Regions from separate parts of the Homo sapiens genome. Here region 2 is linked to region 1. Evidence: read pairs that join two places in POLR2A ChIA-PET (ENCODE). Cell type or tissue: Caco-2. All regions are shown on one strand. Each heading gives the region's core, and the rest is flanking DNA. Links, peaks and the distances in the headings are about the cores only.

Region 1 (4,361 bases), core at 1-2,500:
AGCCTTCCTGTCCCTTGGAGGGGCAGTTCAGCTGGGTTCTGGTTCAGGGTCAGGCAGGCAGTTAAGGCTTGGCTGGTGCGAGAAGGCTGGGTGCTGTGTCTTCAGAGCTCATTCCTCCACTCTGGCTCCACTTGCAGAGACAGGCCCCCTTCACCCTCCCGCTCCTGGGGGAGGTAGTCATGGCTGTGGGGCCCTGGAAAGAGAGAAAGTACACTGTGTCTTCCTTACCACCTCCTCTGGCACTGTCCCCACCCTGGCCCAGCCATACCTGAGGTAGAGGGGCTGAGCTTGCTCAGACCTTGCAGTAAATTCTGTCCCTGTTGCAGGTCCAGTTTGGCAGGGAAGGGACACCCGGTATACCCTCCGTTTTCTTTACAGAACTCCAGGAATCTGTGGGGTACAGAGGAGTGCCAGCAGAGACTGGAGGCTAAGCCACGGTCCTGTCCCATCTGAGCTGTACTTGCTCAACCTCTGGATGTCATTTAACTTATAAATACAATAGTGATGCTGTGAAAATGGACACATCTGAGGATTAACTGAGCGATAAGCAAGCGCTTAAAAAAGATCCACCTGCCCTAGGCAGGGGCTGTGGCCACTAAGAGGGAGAATGGGGTGGGAATGCTCACACTTTCCAGTCAGGGTCATGGCCCAGGAGAAGGGGGTTCCCCACGATGATGAGCAGGGCCTTGGCCCGGGTCACAGCTACATTGAACCTCTGGAAGGAAGAAGTGGTGTGGTCATGGGAGGGAAGAGCCCCGAGAATGGAAGAATTCCTGCCACCCCGACCAGCCCTCAAACCTTGGGGTTCTTAAGGAAACCCAGATTAAAGTCCAGATCCAGCTGCACAAAGCTCTGGCTGCTTCGCACGGTGGAGATGAGGATGACGCTTCGTTCTTGGCCTTGGAATTCTTCTACTGAACCCACCTAGTGGGGAAAGAGGCAGGGCCTGAGACCAGCCAGGGGTGTCAAAGGGGTGCCCTACCCCAGGGAGCTTGCCTTCCAAGGAGGGTACAGAGAGGTCACTGGGCAATTGTAGATCAGTGAGTGAACCAGTGCTGCGACACGGCCCAGGGAAAGGGGATGGGAGGTAGGCTGTGGAAGCTGAAACATGAAGGTTGAATCCTGCTGAGGGCTGGGGCCTGCAAAGTGTTCTAAGGAAAGAAAACAGCATTGCAAAGAACACGGGAACTCAGAGCAGTGACTTTCAAACTTTCCTGAAAACAATCACTAAGTATCTGTTAAGAATATACAACCCTGGGCCCTAACCCGGACCCCCGATCAGAATTTCCAAGAGAGAGGCCTGTAAGTCTTAGAGCAGTGTTTTCAACCCTGGCTGCATATTAGAATCACCTGAGAAGCTGTAAAAACTACCAGTGCCCTGGCTCTGCCCCGATAGCTGTATGAGCTGGTGGGTGGGGCCCTGGCATGGGGGCGGGGTATTAAAAGCTCTCCAGGTGATTGTTATCTGCAGCCAGTGTTGAGACCAGAACCTTAAGAGAGAGGCTACTGGGGGTGGGGGTGGCAGCATCACATGACAGGCCACGGAATTTGGACTTTATCCTTAGGGCAGAGGCCTCAAACCTGCCTCAGTCTAAGAATGACAGGAGGTGTTTGTTAAACATGCAGGCTTCCTGATCCCATCCCAGACCCTTAAGTTGGAATCTCCAGGAGTGAGAGGCTCAGGGAGAGCTCGAGCTCTATTCAAGGCAGCAGGGGTGGGACGGGGACGTGGGCTGGAGTGGAAGCTTGAGGAAGTCTCTGGAAGTGGGCAAGTGGGGGCACACGGAAGGCAGGGAGTGACTGTGGAACAGCATGTCACCTTCAAGTCCTTGATGTCATCCAGTCCTCGAAGCTCCCTGTCAAGTTTGGTGATGCAGTAACGGATTTTCTCCACCTGGAAGGAGGGGACAGGTGCCTTTCTCTCGTGCCATTAACCTAATGCAAGAGGGAGCCTGGCAGGAGGCCAGGGAGCTGGGGAACAAAGGGAGGCGGCAGCTGACCTTGGTGCTCTTCTGAGATACGGAGCCAGCAGAGGCCTAAGCTCCTGGAGCCTCTGCCTAGTGGTCTGGATATTAAGGAGGTACCATCTGGGGGAGGGGCCCCACCCTTGCTGGTAACTGAGGACCTGACCTGTTTCCGGTACGGGGAGATGACGCCCACACTTCGAGGGCTCAGGCGAGCTTTGCCCTTCTTGGAGGAGGGGGCCAGGAGCAGCTTCAGGTAGGAAGTCACTGTGGCAGCCTCTTCAGGGTTGAAGAAGGATGGGCTGTTGCCTTCACGCTCATCTTTGCCCATTACGCCGTGAAAGATGATGGGAAAGCCCTGGACATGGGGTCGGGGGAAACCGTCAGCCAGACCACCCTCCCTCTATTCCCTCCCTTCCCAAACCCTTCCAGAGAGTAAGAGATCCTAGGCCAAGGTGACAAAGGGAGGGGCTGCACCTTCAGTGGGAGGGAAGTCAGGGTACAGGGGTGGGGCCTGCCCTGCTCAGCCTCACCTGTCGAGGTAGGCCCGCCCAGCGGCAGAAGCGTTCTCGATCCACGACATCAGCACAGGCCTGCAGCTCCCCTTCATAATAGAGCTGGTTAGGAATGTCCAGGATGGTGGGATGAGACCTGGGAGGCCGGAGGAGGAAAAGCAAGACCAAGGGTCAGATTCCCTCTGCCCTACAGGGGCTCCGCTCTACCCACTCTGGGCCCACACACAATAGCCTGCTACCCCGCTGGCTCCCTGGATAGCAGGACACTCCTCCATAATATCTGCTGCCAGGCACTGTAAACCACAGAAAGCAGAACCAAATATAGTTCCAGAGAGCATCTAGTCCAGGGACTCCACAGACCCATGACATTTAAAACTAAATAATTAGGGGCCCATTTTCAGGTTTCAAATTTACCAAGGACAGTACGAAACCAAATTCTCCTTGACTATCACGTTATTTGATGAGACCATGTGTTAAATCAAAAAATATAAGCAGTGATGACACAATAACTAACATTTATTGAGCTCTTAGTGACAGCATAAAACTTATCTAAGCATTTTAGATGGCTGAACTCATTCACTAAAAGTATACAGCTCTTTAATTTGAATAACAATAGGTTTATGAAAAAACTGTATCTTCCCTATTTTTCTTTCTTTTTTTGAGATGGAGTCTCGCTCTGTCACCCAGGCTAGACTGCAGTAGCGCGATCTCAGCTCACTGCAACCTCTGCCTCCCGGGTACAAGCGATTATCCTGCCTCAGCCTCCCAAGTAACTGGAATTACAGGTGCCTGTCACTATGCCTGGCTAATTTTTGTATTTTTAGTAGAGATGGGGTTTCACCATGTTGGACAGGCTGGTCTCAAACTCCTGACCTCAAGTGATCGGGGGTGGGAGCCTGACCTACCTTGGCCTCCCAAAGTGCTGGGATTACAGCCATGAGCCACTGTGCCCGACCTCCTCCCTATTTTTCTTATCTCTCCTTGGATTGCCTGAAAACTTCATCTGGGACTGGTACCAGACACACCCTAGCCTCTAGGAACCACTGACCACCCCCTAAGATGCAGATAAGCTGACTGGTGTAGTGTGAAACCACTGGCTAAGTCACGCAGACAACAAGCAGCAGTGCTGGGGCTAGAAAAACCTCCTGCCTTCCAGTTTAGTCTTTCTGCATCACACAACCTCTGAGCAACAGGACTGACAGCAAGCCAGACTCTCCAGTGGGGTCTGCATGCAGGATGTGAAAGCATAGGATATGGCAGGGGAGGCAAGGGCATGGGAATACCTGTAGTTGCGGAGCAGCTTGGTTATGAACTGGGGGTCATAGCCATCAGGGCCCTTCTTGTACAGGGAGTTGTAGGTGAGCAGCCGCTCCAGCAGTGAGTATCCCAGTCCATGCTTCTGGGTCAGTGGGGAACGCAGCACAGGCCCCAGCTGCCGAGGGTCTCCTGCCAGCACCAGCTGCCCTCCTGGATCACCTGTTTCCTTTACTTCCATCAGCCCTGGGAAGCAGAAGAGGTGTGGGAAGAAAGGTAAGTGGTGCAACCTCTCTGACCCACACAGGGTGTATACCTGCAGCCCCACCTGAGTCCCTCACCTGCTATAGCTACCAGACTCTCAGGCTCCATGCAGTGGCCAGCCTCATCGATGAAGATGTGTGTGAAGTGATCAATGGGAAACTGGGCCGAGACCAACCTGGGAGGTGTCAGGCCAGGCAGGGGTCATATCCAGGCACCCAACTACCAAACCTGAATGCTTTCCCAGGCTGGCTTCTCAGCACCCACCACCCCACTCCGGAAACCATTCTTCCCCATTTCCCCAGCCCGGTACCCCTTTAATTACACTTACGATTCAGAGACACACCCACACACACTCCCCACCTGC
Region 2 (15,886 bases), core at 8,065-10,564, 540 kb before region 1:
AAAAATAGAAGAGAACTTCCTTAACCTGAAAAAAGTGATAAAATGCATTTTAAAAAAAAAAGAGCAGAAGTAAAAGAGATTGTGGTGCTGAGGAAGCTGAGTTCTGGATTGCAATGTTAAATTGAGTGGTCAGAGTAGGCCATGCTGAGAAGGAAAAGCATAAGAAGTCTGAGAATGGGAAGAAATAGGTTGGAGGGTGGGGAATGAGTCAGACAGGGAATGCAGGGAGCTTTAATTGCATCAGTAACGTTGTCTTTCTTATACTTGGTAGTAGGTTCATTTATTACCTGCATCCTTTGGTTTGCCTGAAATATTTCATCATGATATATATATATATATATATATATATATATATATATATATATATATATATTGTTTGTTTGTTTGTTTGAGATGGAGTCTCACTCTGTCACCCAGGCTGGAGTACAGAGGCGCGATCTTGGCTCACTACAAGCTCCGCCTGCTGGGTTCACACCATTCTCCTGCCTCAGCCTCCCAAGTAGCTGGGATTACAGGCGTGAGCTACCACGCCTGGCCCATAATATTTTTTAAAGAGTGGATTAGAAGCCTTAGTGGCTGGACACCAGCTAGGCCAATGGGGAGAGGCTGAGCTAAGACAGTAGCAGTGAGGATGAGGAGGGTCTGTGTATACCCACCATACCAGGGACAGGGATCCTTAGGGGGTTATGACTGGCTGAGCATGGGAGGAGAGAAGAGAGACGTTGAGGATGACTTGCTGGTCACTGCACGAGTGACTGGAGAAGGGTGGTGCTGTGCCCAGAACATATGAAGAGAAGCAGACCTAGGGTGAGCAGTGAACAGGGCGGGGGGCCCTGAGCTCAGTTTTGGACCAAGATGTCTCTGAGGTACTGGCTGATGTTCAAGAGCAAAAAAGAGGAAAGAGATGAAAGTGTGTGTCCCATCTATGGCTCTGTGATGCAAAGGTTGCCAGGTTTCTAGCCAGATATGAAGGGCAAGACCCAGGCTCAAGCTGGAATTCTATTCCCCCAAAGCATCTAGGTGCTCAGGTGCAGCTCACACCCCTGGATTCCATGCTCAGAAACTCTGGAAACCCCCCTCTCCCCTAGGGCCCCAGCCCAAGCCACTGCACAGACTACTCAGGGATTGTCAGAGCTGGGAAGGACCTCAGAGGTCAACTAGTCAGTAGCACCCCCTTCTTTTAATAGTTCTAAATTTTAAAATTGATTTACATTCACATAAAAATTGCAAAGAGAGTACAGAGTTCCCATATCCCCAACGCTCAGCTTCTCCTATGATTACCATCTTACACTGGTATATTTATCATAATTAATGAACAAATTTTGATACATTATTGACTAAGGACCACACTTAGGCATCATGTCTCATTAGGCTCCTCTAGACTGTGGTGCTTTCTCAGGCTTTCCTTGTTTTGGATGACCTTGACAGTTTCGGGGCGTGCTGGCCAAGTATTTTGTATGATGTTCCTCAGTTGGGATTTGTCTGAGGTTCTCTCCTTCCCCTCCTTTTTAAAGTAGCAGAGGTGGCCTCCTTCCCCCTCAAACAGAAAGAGGGAATAGCTACGGTTAAAGCCTGAGGTAATGGCAGAAGAGCCTCAGCCTCAATGCATCTCTGCAGACTCTGCGAGGCTCTCAGAAACGTAGTCTAGAACAATCCCTCATTTATAGACCAGGAAGCTGCTCTCCCCAGCCTCCACTCCCCTTTTCTGGGCAGGAATATCCCCATCACCCACCCACTTCAGTTGCATACATCTCCTTCCCACATGAATTTCCTGTCCCACAGGGACCTACAAATAGACAATCTCTCTTATTGTACTGATCTCCAACAGCCAGCCCCCTCCCAACCATACACATACTTGAATTGATCGTTGCTGCCAAAATGTACAGTCGTCCCTCGATACCAGTGGGGAACTGGTTCCAGGACTTCCTCATGGATACCAAAATCCATGAATGTTCAAGTCCCTCATATAAAATGGTGTAATATTTGCATATTACTAATGCACAGCCACCCCTATACTTCCAATCATCTTTAGATTAGTTGTACCACCTAATGCATGTAAATGCTATGTAAATACCTGTTATACTATATTGTTTAGGGAATGATGACAAGAAGAAAAGTCTGCACATGTTCAGTATAATCACAAGTTTTTATCAAATATTTTCTATCTGTGGTTGGTTGAATTCACAGATGCAGAACCCATGGATACAAAGAGCTGACTGTAATTATATTCAGATCATTTAGCTCAGCCAGATGGGTCAGTGAGTCAAGGACTGCTTTGAGAGGTTAGCCAGAAAAATGTACATTCAAAGTCTTGTTTCACCATTTCAAGGGCTCGTGAAACTTCTGGGAATGAAACAGATTCCAATGAGGAATCCCTGAGACAGGGCAACATATGGAACACACACTGTCTATGTGAAATTAGAGGTGACCAATCTCCCCAGCACCTTTAGACCACGGAGTACACCCAGAACACTCAGGTTTGTCAAGACCCAGCCTCTGGTGTCCAGCAGACCTGGGCGAATCCCAGCCTGTTGTCCTGCTAGTACCTAACTGGGTGAATCCTCCGCACCTCCCTTTGACATTCTGTAAAATGGGGATAATGTCGAACTCAGAGGCTTTGGTGCGGACTGAGTGAGACAAAGCCCAGCACAGTGTCTGGCCAAGCTCGATAGCTGTTGGTATTATCATTGCTGTTATTATCACCAGACACTGACAACATGGCCTGCTCCTTTTCCCTCTGCCATTCTCACTTGCCAGCGGACTGTGGGTGGAACAACACACAGACCTAACACTCTTCTAGGATCCATATTCTTTAAGGCAGTTACCAAAAGGGAACATTTCTAAGTCAACTGAGGCCCAGGAAGCAGCTCAAAACTCAAAATAACCTTTAAGATAGGGGACACTTTTGACTTCATCTGGATTGCCTTGGCTGGAGACAGGTACTCTTCGGGAAGGTCTCTGCATGTTCTTCCGCTAAGCAGTGCTTTTCCAACTGTAGGTTGCACCCCATTACTTGGATATTGAAATCAGTTTGGTGGGCTGTGACCAGGAAAGAAGAAAAGAAGGAATGAAGGAAGGAGGGAAGGAGGGAGGGAGGGAGGGAGAGAAGCAGGGAGGGAGGGAGGGAAGGAGGGAAAGACTGGACTAAAATATCAGAGGGCATCATTTGTAGAAAGTACAATATTACTTCAGGAAATTTGTTTTACATGTGTGTGTGTGCTGGGTCATGATATAAAATGTCTTTCTTTCTACGGTTAGTGGTCAAAGAAGTATGTGAACCACTACTCAAATGTCGGGGACAGTGAGGTATAAGCAGTGTTTATTAAGCCCATCGAAAGAACAAAACACAAGGGAGTACTTTTATGACCAAGGGAGTCAGGACTAAGGATAGAGACTGAACGGAAGGTACTGGAAGGTGTTGGAAACTTTCCCACTCCACCACAGGCCCCACCCATACCTCAGGTTATTATGGTATCCATTTCTGGCTCCTTTCAGGGATTAGCAGTTTAAAAACTAAACACCAACCCCTGAAATCATAAGGGCTTGTGTCCTCGTTGGCAGGGGCAGAGGGAGAAAGGAGGGCTCTGTCCTATTGTCAGTGCCATGGGAGCAGGCCTGAGGATGAGGGGCTTCACAGGAACCCTGAGTTCCATCTTGGACCAGCTGTTTTTGAGGTGCTGGTTGAAGTTCAATGGCAAAAAGGAGAAATGAGATGAAAGTGTGTGTCATATTTATGGTTCTGTAATGCTCAGACTCAAAAAAGCCCTAAGGGATAGAGTAGGAGGTGGCAGCATTAACAAGTCCAGGGCAACTGGAGCGAGAGAGCTGCCCAGGCCTGAGAGAGACCATTTGATCCAGCCCCCGCTTCCATGGCTTCCCCCACCCTCAGGGTAGAGTGGGGTCTCTTTAACCCTGCTCACAAGGGCCCCTCATCTCCCTGGCCCTCTGGATCTGCCGAGCCTCATCACTCCCTCCAGGGACTCCAGAGTCCACACATCCTAAAAAGCTTGCAGTTCCCACACCATCCTCTCTTTCTTCTGGCCTTGAATGTTTTACTCAGACTTTTCTTTTTCCTGGAACATGTCAGGCCTTGTTCCTCAGGCCTCATCTTAGCAGTCACCTCCTTCCTGCTAACACCAGGGGTGATTGTTTCTCTGTGACTTCCCTGTGGAGGCATTTCTGCATGTAGCTGCCGCCCTTCTAAGACGGAGCTCCTGAGGCAGGAACTGGGTCTAGCTATACTCCCACAACTTTCTGGAGCACTCCATGACACAGCATGGATGCTGGATTGATTGATTATTGAATGAGTAGGTAGAAAGGGTGAGCACTCTCCTGGGGTCAGATCTGGCAGGCTTTGTATCAGGAATTTCCAGGAGTCTGAGCCATTAGGGAGTCGCTGGGAGCAACAGGATTTGCAAGTCTAGGGATAGATCTCAGTCAGAGAGGCCAAGAGACCACACCAAGTCTGAAGCCTGCACTGCCTAGAGTCACAGAAAGATGGGTGGGGCCAGCCAGGACTGTGCTACAGAACAGGTTATGGCTGTTCCCTTAATTTTTGTTGCCCTGGCCATGAGTGGACTGTGGGGGCCCAGCTCCTGTCCCCAGGGCACCTTAAAAGAACTTTAGGATCTTTGACTCCAAGTTCAAATGTGGGAAAGCCACAAGGTGTGTTTGGGGCGTGGGAAAAAGAGCAGAATGGCTGGGACAGTGTCACTCCAAAGCCAGGTGGGGAAGAGGCAGAGGAGCAAGGGATAGATTTTATTTGAGGAAATGGGAGACCACCAGAGCGGGGGTGGGCTAAACCACTGCCCCCTATAATTGAATGCAAATTTGGGTATGTTTTTCTAGGAAGACCATAGCTTTCATCAGATTCTCAAAAATGTTGTGACCACCTACAGTAAGCAAATACTGCATGGAAGGCTCTTGAGCACATTTTGGGAATATTGCTCTGGCAACAGCACATGGTAGAACGGAGTTTCACCAGTTTCCCTGGTGGAAAAACATGTTCCATGGCAAGATAGTGTGTAAATATTTGAGATCTGACATTTGGTTGTTTGATAAGATTGTCTGCCTCTCTGCATATGAGTTAGAAATTTTTCTTTTCTAATAAAGGTTGCCCCCTACTTTATATGCCTGTTACCTTCATGGGAACTAGCTGTTCAGCTGTGTGGCCTCAGCGGTCTCCAACAGTGATGTTTTTCCCTTTGTTCCTTACCTGACAGCTAACTTTCAGTCTGCCTGGGGCTCCCATCCTTATGTCCTGCTTCTCATCTCATTCTAGATTGGTCTGGTGCTGGGTCATTTATTCATTAAACAAATTTCTTTTGAGTGCTGACTATGTGCTAGGCATTGTGCTAAGTGGTGCAAAAGTCCTGCTTCTTGACTTCAATAAACTACAGTGCAGTGGTGGGGGCACCTAAGGAGTCAGGCAGTGACAGCATGTGATAAAGGAAACCAGCATAGGGTTCCACTCCAGCAGAGGGGAGGGAACTAGTAGGGCCTGGGTCACCTGAGACAGGACCTGTGACAGCAAGGGGGGAGGGGAAGGCCACCAAGGTGAGGCCTCATCTTGTTTCTGTGCCAAAAATGCCTTGACGCCTCATTGAGTTTGAACTTTCCTCAAATATTCAGATGAATCTCAGTCTAGCTCTCTGTATAGTCTAAGACCAACTACTATTAGCTTTGTGTGTTTTTTCCTTTTTCTTACAGGTTCTAGGAGGTTGTCTTAGTCTGGTCTATTTTTTGCCACTATAACAGAATACCACAGACTGGGTAAATTATAATGAACAGAAATGTATTTAGTTCTGAGGCTGGGAAGTCCAAGAGCATGGAGTTGGCATCTGATAAGGACCTTTGTGCTGCATCGTCCCATGGCAGAAGGCAGAAGAACAAGAGAGCGCTTGAGAGCAAGATAGGAAGGGGGGCCAAACTCACTTTATAACCACCCTACTTTTCTGATTACTAACCTACTCCTGTGACAAGAACATTAATCCATTCGTGAAGTCTAGAGCCCTCATGACTAATCACCTCTTACTAGGCTCCGCCTCCAAACACGATTGCATTGGGGATTAAATTTCCAACACATGAACTTTGAGGGACACATTCAAACCATAGCAGAGGTGGAAGCAAAAAGGAAGAAAACTAGCTTCAGGAGAAACTCAAAATGTGTTATTAAGATAGTCAGGTTTGTTATTTTTGAGAATGAGGACATTTGTCTCCCTTTATCCCAGGGATGGCCCCCGAATCATCCACCTGGCAGGTGCCTCTTCTGCCGCTCATGGCTCTGCCCACATCTGTGCCTAGATCTCCTAGGCAGAGACACCTTGAGAGGATATCTCTCCCTCTCCCAGTCCAGTGGGTGATGGGAGGCAGGCTGCCCTTCCCTTTCTGTCCTGTTCCTTAATTCTCCACCCTACCACCATGACTGCACAAAGGGTACTTGATGTCAGACCTACCTAAATGGGGGAATTGTGACACCAGAGAGAAATCCACAGAATGTGGAGAAAGAGAGAGGGAGAGAGGGACTTTAAGGAATCAGCTCACATGATTGGGGAGGCTTTGTGCGAGCCTAAAATCTGGAGGGTAGGCCAGCAGGCTGGAGACCCAGGGAAGAATCCAAAGTCAGTCTGCTGACAAAGCTCCCTTGAGAGACAGGGAATTCTACCTGAATGACTGACTTTGGACTCCGTTCCATCGAATGGATGAGGCCTACCCACAGTATAGAAGGCAAACTGCTTCACTCAAAGTCTACTGATTTAAATCTTAATCCCATCCAAAAATACCTTCACAGAAATATATTGGATGATATTTAAGTAGCTATCTGGGTACTGTGGCCTAACCAAGTTGGCACATGTGATTAACTATCACTAGCCTCCCTCAACTGTAGTTCTCTAACCTCCCCATCATAAGGCAAGGCTGTTGTCACTGCAAAAGAGACAGAAGGCAGAAGCATCGCATAACCCAGGAATGAGATAGTGTGCTCCTTCTACCCACGTGCACCCTACCCTGAGTGTTAACATCTCATTTCTTTCCTCTTGCTTCTTGCTGTAAGTTTTAAATGGATTTAATAAACCCTGTTATTGAAGCATCTTAATTTGACCTATGAGTCTTTCCCTTCTGTGACCTTTGAAATAGCTTACCTGGTAGTGTACTTGAAGAGTACCATTACAAAAGGGAATTTCCACACTACAATGCCTAAAAACTTGGCATCGGCTTTGCAATGACACTTTCCTGAACCTTAGGCCACCTCTTGCTTATTCTCAGTAGTCAGCAGGGAATGGAGACAATGAGGATCAAAATCCACCCCATCCCTGTGTTGGTAAAACAGCTTTCCACAAATATTTGTATTTTTCAGGAACTAGAGGAGTGGGAGAAACTGTGAAGTTACCTTCTGTTCTGCAGTAGCTGGTTATTAGGAAGGACAGGAACACTAGTCAAAGGCCCTGACAAACGACAGAAAATAAAAGCAGAAGTCCCCAGATCCATCTCCCTCACTACCTCCTCCTGTAAGAGCTCCAACCTTTCAGGCTGTCTTGAAGGTCACTTCCAGGTTTGAAAGGGAGTTTGTTTTCTCCTGATGTGTACACGATGTGTACAAGAGGGAAGAATGGCACAGGCTGGCAGTTCAGCCTCTTAAAAACAGGAATACCTCTTTTTTAACCCCCAACACCTATAGCCTGCCTGGCACATTATTTTTTTCAGGTAAACCTTACTGAATTAAAGAGAAGTTGGAAAGAACGCCTGCTGACTGGCCTGCAGGGAGCACTGGCCTGCCATGAGCACTGGCTGCAATGAGTATGGGCTGCAGGCCAGTCAGCAGGTTCTGTCTCAAACTTCTGGCATCCCATGTTAGAAATCTGAATGCAACTGTCCTGAGAAGCACCGTTAGACATGGTGATTATGTTCTTTAGAACCATGGCACTGCACCAAAGGAGTTAAGTAGGATTTTTCTCAACTGGTCTAGGGGCATAACTAGCATATTATAACATTATTTTCCTATGCAAAATGCACTGCTGATTTCAACAGTGGATTTCAGAATCCACTTATCTATAAACTGAGAACCGCCTATACATACCATCCCTATTGCCACTCAATCCTGAAATTCAAACAAGTTCAAATACCCATGAGTCTACAGGAAAGGGTTTGGTTTCCACCTAAGGTGCATGCAGTGATTCTGCACTCTACCCTGCACCTTGTAGCTTAAATGTTGTAACACCCCAGTGCAGAAATTGTTCCTTGTTTTCACACCTTCTCAGTGTTCACTCTCAGCCCCTAGCAAATTGTGAATGCAAGAAATAAAGTGATCACCACACTGCTTTTTATTTCCACTCACACCTTCTCTCTGGAAAGTGGGAGGGGTAGGTTGTGATGGGTGGGTGATGGGGAAGAGTATGTGCAGCTGCAACTCCCCCCAACGGCACACCCACGCATTCTCAGGTAGGATGAGCCAAGACATTAATATCCTCATTATTCTTTCACTTAAATTATTCTGCCTGACTTAATCCTCTAGTCTTATCAGTAGAGGAGGAGCTTCTGCCCCTCAGAATGAATGTTGTTAACAGGAAAAAGACTCAGTTTACTAGAGACTTAGTATATTGAATGAACGCCACATGTTAAATGATTATGAACTATAGAGGTTCCTATAGCATCAGGCAATGCAAACTTTCAAAAAAACATATTATGCAAACCTCTTAAGAGTGTCTTAGGAAACAAATTTTGGAGAATATATTTGCAGCCTCATATAGCAGCAATTCTCAGCTGAAGAAGATTTTGCACCCCAGGGGACATTTGGCGATGTTTGAAGACATTTTCAGTTTCCACGATTGGGGGAAGGGATACAAACCAGAGATGCTGCTAAATGTCCTGCAATAACATAGGACAGCCCCAGACAACAAAGAATCATAGTGTCAGGGTTGAGAAACCCTAAGTTAGATGGATATGTCTGGTTTGTCACCATTATGATGTTATCTAGGGAGACAAACCATTAGCAAAACCTCATATTTGCAAAGATTAAAATGAATATAAAGGCAAATGACTTTCTTCTGAATTTTATTTCCTCATCAGTGGTTTACTATACAGGTTTTCATACCGTAATTTAAGAATTTTGAACTTTTCCTTGAAGTTTGATTTTGATTTCTTATTGTTAACCATTTTTCACACGAAAATCAAGTTTTTATTACTCTAGGCAAGTAATTGTTGTGGGAACAGAAAAAACTACAAAGTGTATTGAAATGAAATGACTGGCTCATTCACCCAATGACTGTGGCAGGTTATATTTTCTGAAAGTGGCTGCATCAATATCCTCCTCCTCCACGCTCTTCTTACAGAATGTGACTTTGGCATTCCTCCCATTGAAGGGTGGGGCCTATGTTCCTCCCTCCAGTTGAATCTGGGAGGTTTTTATGACCATGGCACACTATGTGACTTCTGAGGCAAGGTCACAAAAGGCATATAGCTTCCTCTTCCTTATGGTTTTCTTGGAACATCGGGAAGCACAAGCAGCTGCATGTAGGTGTTCTGGCCAAAGTCCCCGGTGGGGCGTTGAAGTCCCACTGTTAGGTCTTCAGCGTTAATTGCCAGACATGTGAGTAGTGACAAGCTTTTAGATGGCTCTGCCCTCAGCCATTGGGTTACCTGCAGCCTTTCAGTCTTTTTAACAAAGGCCCCAGACTTTGTGGAGCAAAGAGAAGCTGTCCTCACCTTGCTCTTTCCAAATTTCTGAGCTACAGAATCTGTAAGTATAATAAAATTATTGGCATTAGGAGAAATACCTAATGTAGATGACAGGTTGATGGGTGCAGCAAACCACCATGGCACGTGTATACCTATGTAACAAACCTGCACATTCTGCACGTGTATCCCAGGACTTAAAGTATAATAAAATAAATAAATTTTTAAAAATGTTATTGTTTTAAGCAACACAATTTGGAGTAATCCTTATGCATCAAGATATACATGGAATAGGAACTCTCCCTCAAATATATATATATATATACCTATCACATTTACCTGTTATATATATTATATATGTTAATATATAACATATACATATGTTATATATATATGTTATATGTATATAAATAAACATTTATCTGCAATAAAACTTCCAAATTACTATACATCATGGACTTTCATTTTTTTTTTTACTTTAAATTTTTTTTATTATACTTTAAGTTCTGGAATACATGTGCAGAACATGCAGGTTTGTTACATAGGTATACATGTGCCATGGTGGTTTGCTGCACCCATCAACCTGTCATCTACATTAGGTATTTCTCCTAATACTATCCCTCCCCTAGCCCCCCCACTCCCCGACAGGCCCCGGTGTGTGATGTTCCTCTCCCTGTGCCCATACATCATGGACTTTCAGGACAGCTGAAAAGTGGTCAAAACCACAAAGTCTAAATTTTTCAATGTCAAAGATCTTCTGTCAAAATCGTAAGTAAGTGGCAAACATGCATGACTCTCCTACTCTGCACCTAAGGCAGACATCACTCATCATAGAACTTTTCCTAATGAGCAGGAATCCAGCCTTAAAATGCTTCTCAATAAAGCTCCCAGCAAAACACGAAAACCAAGTGATCAGGGCTGGCACACAATTTGAAATCACTTTGCCATCCCCAGTGTTCTTTGTAAGAATTGAGGCTGGTTTTCACTGGCTCATCCCCAGACAGAAGGATTTAACTATTGTTTAATCAGGTGCACACAAAAGAATGTATGGCTTTGCAGAACTGTTTGCAAAAATTTTGTTATATTAGCTTCGTACATGAACATTGTGGACATGCTTTTATCATGGTTTTTGAGAATTTGGCCATAAAACAACAATAGCAATCTGTAGATGCCAAGAACCACTTTTATTAAAAACAAATAAACCCAAATCCCTGGTACATAAGAAAAATATTTAACCCCTAAAAAAAAAAACCAGGGAAGAATCTCTAAAAAAACAAAAAGGTAAATATGATGAGATGAACCCATAGTCTAGTCAGTGATTGAAGATTGCCAGCTTTGTGGGATAGTTCAGAGGCAGGGTCTTTGCTTTTGCTTTGATGAGGTGAACACAGAGTGAAAGGGCACAATGGTACATGTATTATTATTATTATTATTATTATTATTATTATTGAGATGGAGTCTCACTCTGTCACCCAGGCTGGAGTGCAATGGCGTGGTCTCGGCTCACTGCAACCTCTGCCTCCTGGGTTCAAGCAATTCTCTGCCTCAGTCTCCCGAAGAGCTGGGACTACAGGTTGCGTGCCACCATGCCCAGCTAATTTTTGTATTTTTAGTAGAGACGGGGTTTCACCATGTTGGTCAGGACGGTCTCCATCTCTTGACCTCATGATCTGCCTTGGCCTCCCAAAGTACTGGGATTACAGGAGTGAGCCACTGCGCCCAGCCATATTATTTTTGATGTTTGTTCAATGCACATTATTTTAACAGGTCTAGGGAAGAGCATGAAGTGAATATGCCCTCTCTTTTTCAATTTTCTGTTTATGAATTTGATGTCTTCACCTACAACTGACAGCTAAATTTCCTCTCTCATCTATCAGGGATTCTGGGAAGCCTAAAGTTGTTTATTTTTAAAAGGAATGTAATAACGGTTACTTGAAGAAAATGACTGAGGTGATTGAATTCCTGGGCAGGCAGGCGGACCACATGACTGAGACAGTTTTTAACCCAAGATTGCAAGGATTCTGCAGACCTCACGCTCATCTATCTTATTCTTTCATGGTGGCCTTTTCAGCTTTCAAGCAAATTACCTATAGAAAAGGGGTGGGGTGGAGAGAGAAAGAAAAAGTCACAGTGACTGAAATTCTCTAATTGTCCTTTTGAGAACATTTTAAAATCATAGTTCACCAAGGAATAATCCTGAGAATGTTGTAGAGGTAACTACAATTATCCTCTGCACCTCTCTGCTTGCTGTCCTGTGGCCCCTTCTCCCTTTCAAACACCCCACTCTCCTCGCATCTCCTTTCCCTGCAAACAATCCTTTGTCTTCATGTGTAGACACTGAAGCCATCCTTTTCCTCCCCAGTCCCTTCTAGGACTTCTCTATTCCACCCTTCTAGAAAAACTGCTTGACTCCTTGGCTAATCCAATAAACTGATTCAAGCTGAGGTGTTATTTTAGTCTTTTCCTACTAGGAGCCACTGCCCCATAGGAAAAAAATAATAATTGAGAACCATATAAATTCAAAGCAAGTGGATTACATTGTCTTGTTTATTTAGAAGACTACATAAAAATTAAAAATTCCAAATAAGGTAAAAAAAAATCTATGGACAGTAAGTTCTCACAACTCTGTATGATACATATTATTGTGTCCATTTTCCTCATGTGGAAATGAAGGCTTAGGCCTGTCAAGAGACTGCTCAGGATCCCAGGATTCAAACCCAGACTGACTTGACTGCAGAGCACATGCTCTCAACTGCCATGCCTCTCTGTCTCCTGAGAGAAGTTTGGGAGATTTAATAGGGTAATCTTCCCTGGGCGGCTTGAAGGAGCAAGGACATTTTACCACCCTGGTTCCTGATAGCCAACATTAAAACTCAGAGCACGTGGTTATGACTGTGGCTATTCTGGAACACTTAGCAAATGACTTGCTTTGGAGAGCTTAGGTTTTACTCATTTAAACACCAATTTTTAAATGTGCATGGAAATTTTTCTTAAGTGTATTATGTAATTTGTTTGCCTTCTTAAGCTGGATATTCTAAACATAAGTTAGCCTCTAGCCTTTCCTTATATACTCAAGGTTCACCAACATGAACATTAGCTACAGTTAACGAGGCTGTAAGACAGCAATGCCTTTGGGGACTGTTGAAGTACAGAGGGCTGTTTTTAACCTACATTTTAAGTGGTCCCAGACTACTGTGCTATTTGAGTTCTTGTGTCTGCTCCTCATAGATTTTCTGCCATGCTGTCAGCCTCTCAGTTATTGACTCTCAATGCTATTAGTGTCTGTCTGTATTAGTCCTTCTTTGCCCCCTTACTTTTGCTACTTAAAATCTGTGGTGGGCGTGAAACTCAGATATTTAGGCATATTTTGCCTGAAAAAAGAGTAAATACTCATCAAATGGCTGAGAGGATTTCTTGTGAGAAGGAAACATGGGTTTTTGTGAATGGAATTTATAACATCCATTTTAACCTTCTCATTCTCTGGGCCAATAGTTAATGAGATTGTTAGTTAACCAGTGCACTAGCAATATCCATTGGTACCTGCCTGCCCACAACCCCCTTGGAGGGAAACTGTCTAGCTACCACAGCCCCTGCTTCTTTGGTGGCCATGTTTTGCCCTGTTTAACCACAATCTCCCCACATCACACACACTATGTGTGGTAGAATGAGTGCAGCATCTGACCCCAGGCCAACCAGACTGGCCAGTGACCGTGATAAAAAGACAAGCTGCACTTAGCAGATCCTAACTATGGAGAATGTGAATTGGGAAACAAGGCAAAGTGGTTAGGGGTGGTTTTGAAAGAGAATGTCCACAAGTAGAATTGAATTGTATCCCACGAGGACACGATGTAGTATGGGCCATCTGAAGTGCTGAAGAAGTAGACTCTCTAAGAAAGCTGGTAGAAGAAAGAGAAGGAAGCAAACGCACAGAGACAGGCAGCAATGCTCTGAGGCAGAGGCGGACATGGAGAGGAGAGGATGCTGAGATTTGTCCATGTGCATCTTCACTCTAGACACCATTTTTCTTGAGGCAACTTGAGTGAGTCTCTGTGTCCCCCACGGGAAAGAAGCTAACTATAAAAACGAACTTTTTGAGAGCTGAGTTGTTAGTGTTAACTTCCTATATTTTCTGGACCCTATGAAAGCAAAAAAAACACCAGCAATTTAACTATACAGGAGAAATAATGGATATTGAAATGAAGACACTTAGACTCGCAATTAACACAAAAGATAAGTGTGCATGAGAAAAAAGACAATAGCTGATAGTGATGGTGAAATACAGGACCCACATCCTATTATAGCTTCAATAATCAATCCAACAACACAGAAGCAAAGATGAAGAATCCACTCAATGAAAATGTAAAACAATCAGAAGAAAGCCCTTGAGTCCTGCTAAATTTCCTTTTTAATTAAGCAATTACAACAGGCATACAACTTCCCATTACGTGTGTGTGTGTATGTGTGTGTGTATGTGTGTATGTGCATATGTGTGTGTGTGTGTGTGTGAGATCATTCTGGGGAACGGGATGGAATCATTCCTGTGAGGTCCTACAACAGCCTGATGAAGAGGCACAGCTAGACAGGTGCTCCCATGGGAGCTAGGGGCAGACAGTAACAGAAATTAGCCAAACAAGAGACCAAGACCCATTTCTTATCCATTCTTGATGGCTCTGGAGAATGCAGCTCCACTGATGCCTTGTTTCCACTACAGAGGTGAGTGAGGCCCACTGGAGGACTTCTGAACACTGTTTCACACCATCAGGGACTCCACCTAAGGTCAGAAAATGGTGAACACACACCTTCCCTATGCACCACACATCACTCAAAAATCTCTGGCCTCCAGGGATTTCTCAGCAATTGTCCTGGCCTCATACCTAAGGCTGGGAAGAGGCAGATGGAGCTGCCATCCATCCAGCTGATGGCCCAGGTTCCAAAGGCATAATTGCTGGAACAGAGAGGCGGAGGCAGGCCAGTCTGAAAGGAAGCCAGGCCTTTGTTATCATGGGCAACAAAAGAGAATGTATCAAATCCGAAGGGTTGGGGAAGATGATAAACAAAAACAAGTAGCAAGGCTGATGGCTAGGAGAGGTGAGTCACACATCATGCTGGGTATCCAGGGCCGGGTTCTTCAGGCAGTACCTAGAATACAGAAAGCCCATGCTGGGAGGCTGCCGCCCCGGCTCACCCAGAGGAGCCAGGCAGAGGGGGCCGAAAACCAATAACTTCCAGACACAATATTCTCTGCCTACAGTAGGTAGTTAGGGGAGAGAGATAAAAGGGGAAGGGGAAAGAGAGGAGGATGTGGAATGGGTGAGACAAAGGTGGGCAGAGGGACAGGGAGAGCAAGAGATCATTTAAGGGTACAACTAGAGTTGACAAACTGTGGCCTGAGAAGTTAATATCTTCCCCAGAAAACTTCCTTCATTCTTATGGCAAAACCAAATCACTACCAAAACCTAAAAAATGATTGAGGTGATCTTTGTGAAACAAGAAGTTTCCATGAGATCATAATTAACAAGTCAGTAACCTTTGGTCTAGATTCTGGAAGCTAAATTTGCATCGTGCTGGTAGCTTCACTAACTCCCCCTTGAACGCTGTGTCAACAAATCTTTTAAAACTGAACCCTGGCACAGCATAAATTAGAAAGGGAAGCAGAATAACCTCCCCACCTGCCTCAGAGGCTCTGACTCCTGCTTGCAAAATTGCTAATGTTCCAGAGTAACCAAGGATGAAGCTGGGACACTCAGTGAGGAGACCAAGGGGATCCCTGGCCCAGGAGCATTTCCTGGGCGGCAGGGAGCACACCCTGAAGTGAGAGAGGCCAGAGGGATGTGGGTCCCTCCCTGGAGACACTGGGTGACAGGCTCAGTGCTGGGCACCTGACCCATCAGCAGCATCTGATCCACCTGGCCACACCCTCCTTCTAGAGGCATTTCTTTCCTTGCATCCCGGGATATGACACTTGCCTGGGTTTTCCCCTCTTCTTTCATTATAGCTGCTCTTTCTGAGAGTCCTTTAAAAAAATGCATCATGGAAAACTCCAAACATTCATAAAAGCAGAGAAAATAGTACAATGAAGGCCTACGTATCCATCTCTAAGCTCCGACAATGATCAACTTGTAGCCTATCTCAATTGCACTAGACATCCCCTACCCCCAACTTCCCTGCTCCCAGAGGATTGTAAAGTAAATCCCAGTCATCGTTTCAGCAGTTAGAA

Evidence for each region. Peaks named below come from ENCODE experiments on the same cell type or tissue, not always from the same donor. Only the 100,000 strongest peaks of a DNase experiment are listed, where the experiment ranks them.
Region 2: POLR2A ChIA-PET joins it to region 1 with 6 read pairs; 1 of 35 experiments calls an interaction of 5 or more read pairs at or near these places.

The regions. Positions count from the first base shown.
Region 1 is chr1:112,696,248-112,700,608 of GRCh38, reverse strand. MOV10 (Mov10 RNA helicase) reads right to left here. Exons shown (of 21, transcript NM_001321324.2): 12 at 4,358-4,361; 13 at 4,075-4,172; 14 at 3,763-3,979; 15 at 2,498-2,615; 16 at 2,131-2,322; 17 at 1,820-1,894; 18 at 799-924; 19 at 627-715; 20 at 269-390; 21 at 1-193. The coding sequence ends at 102. Among named protein-coding and RNA genes, the nearest start is that of RHOC, 8.7 kb to the left of the region's middle. RefSeq lists enhancers at 1-325, 1,328-1,622. In Caco-2, for the core only: no CTCF peak of the experiment used is centred there; DNase peaks (open chromatin) are centred at 8, 1,478 and 1,838.
Region 2 is chr1:113,236,230-113,252,115 of GRCh38, reverse strand. No RefSeq gene overlaps it. Among named protein-coding and RNA genes, the nearest start is that of MAGI3, 150 kb to the left of the region's middle. In Caco-2, for the core only: no CTCF peak of the experiment used is centred there; a DNase peak (open chromatin) is centred at 9,455.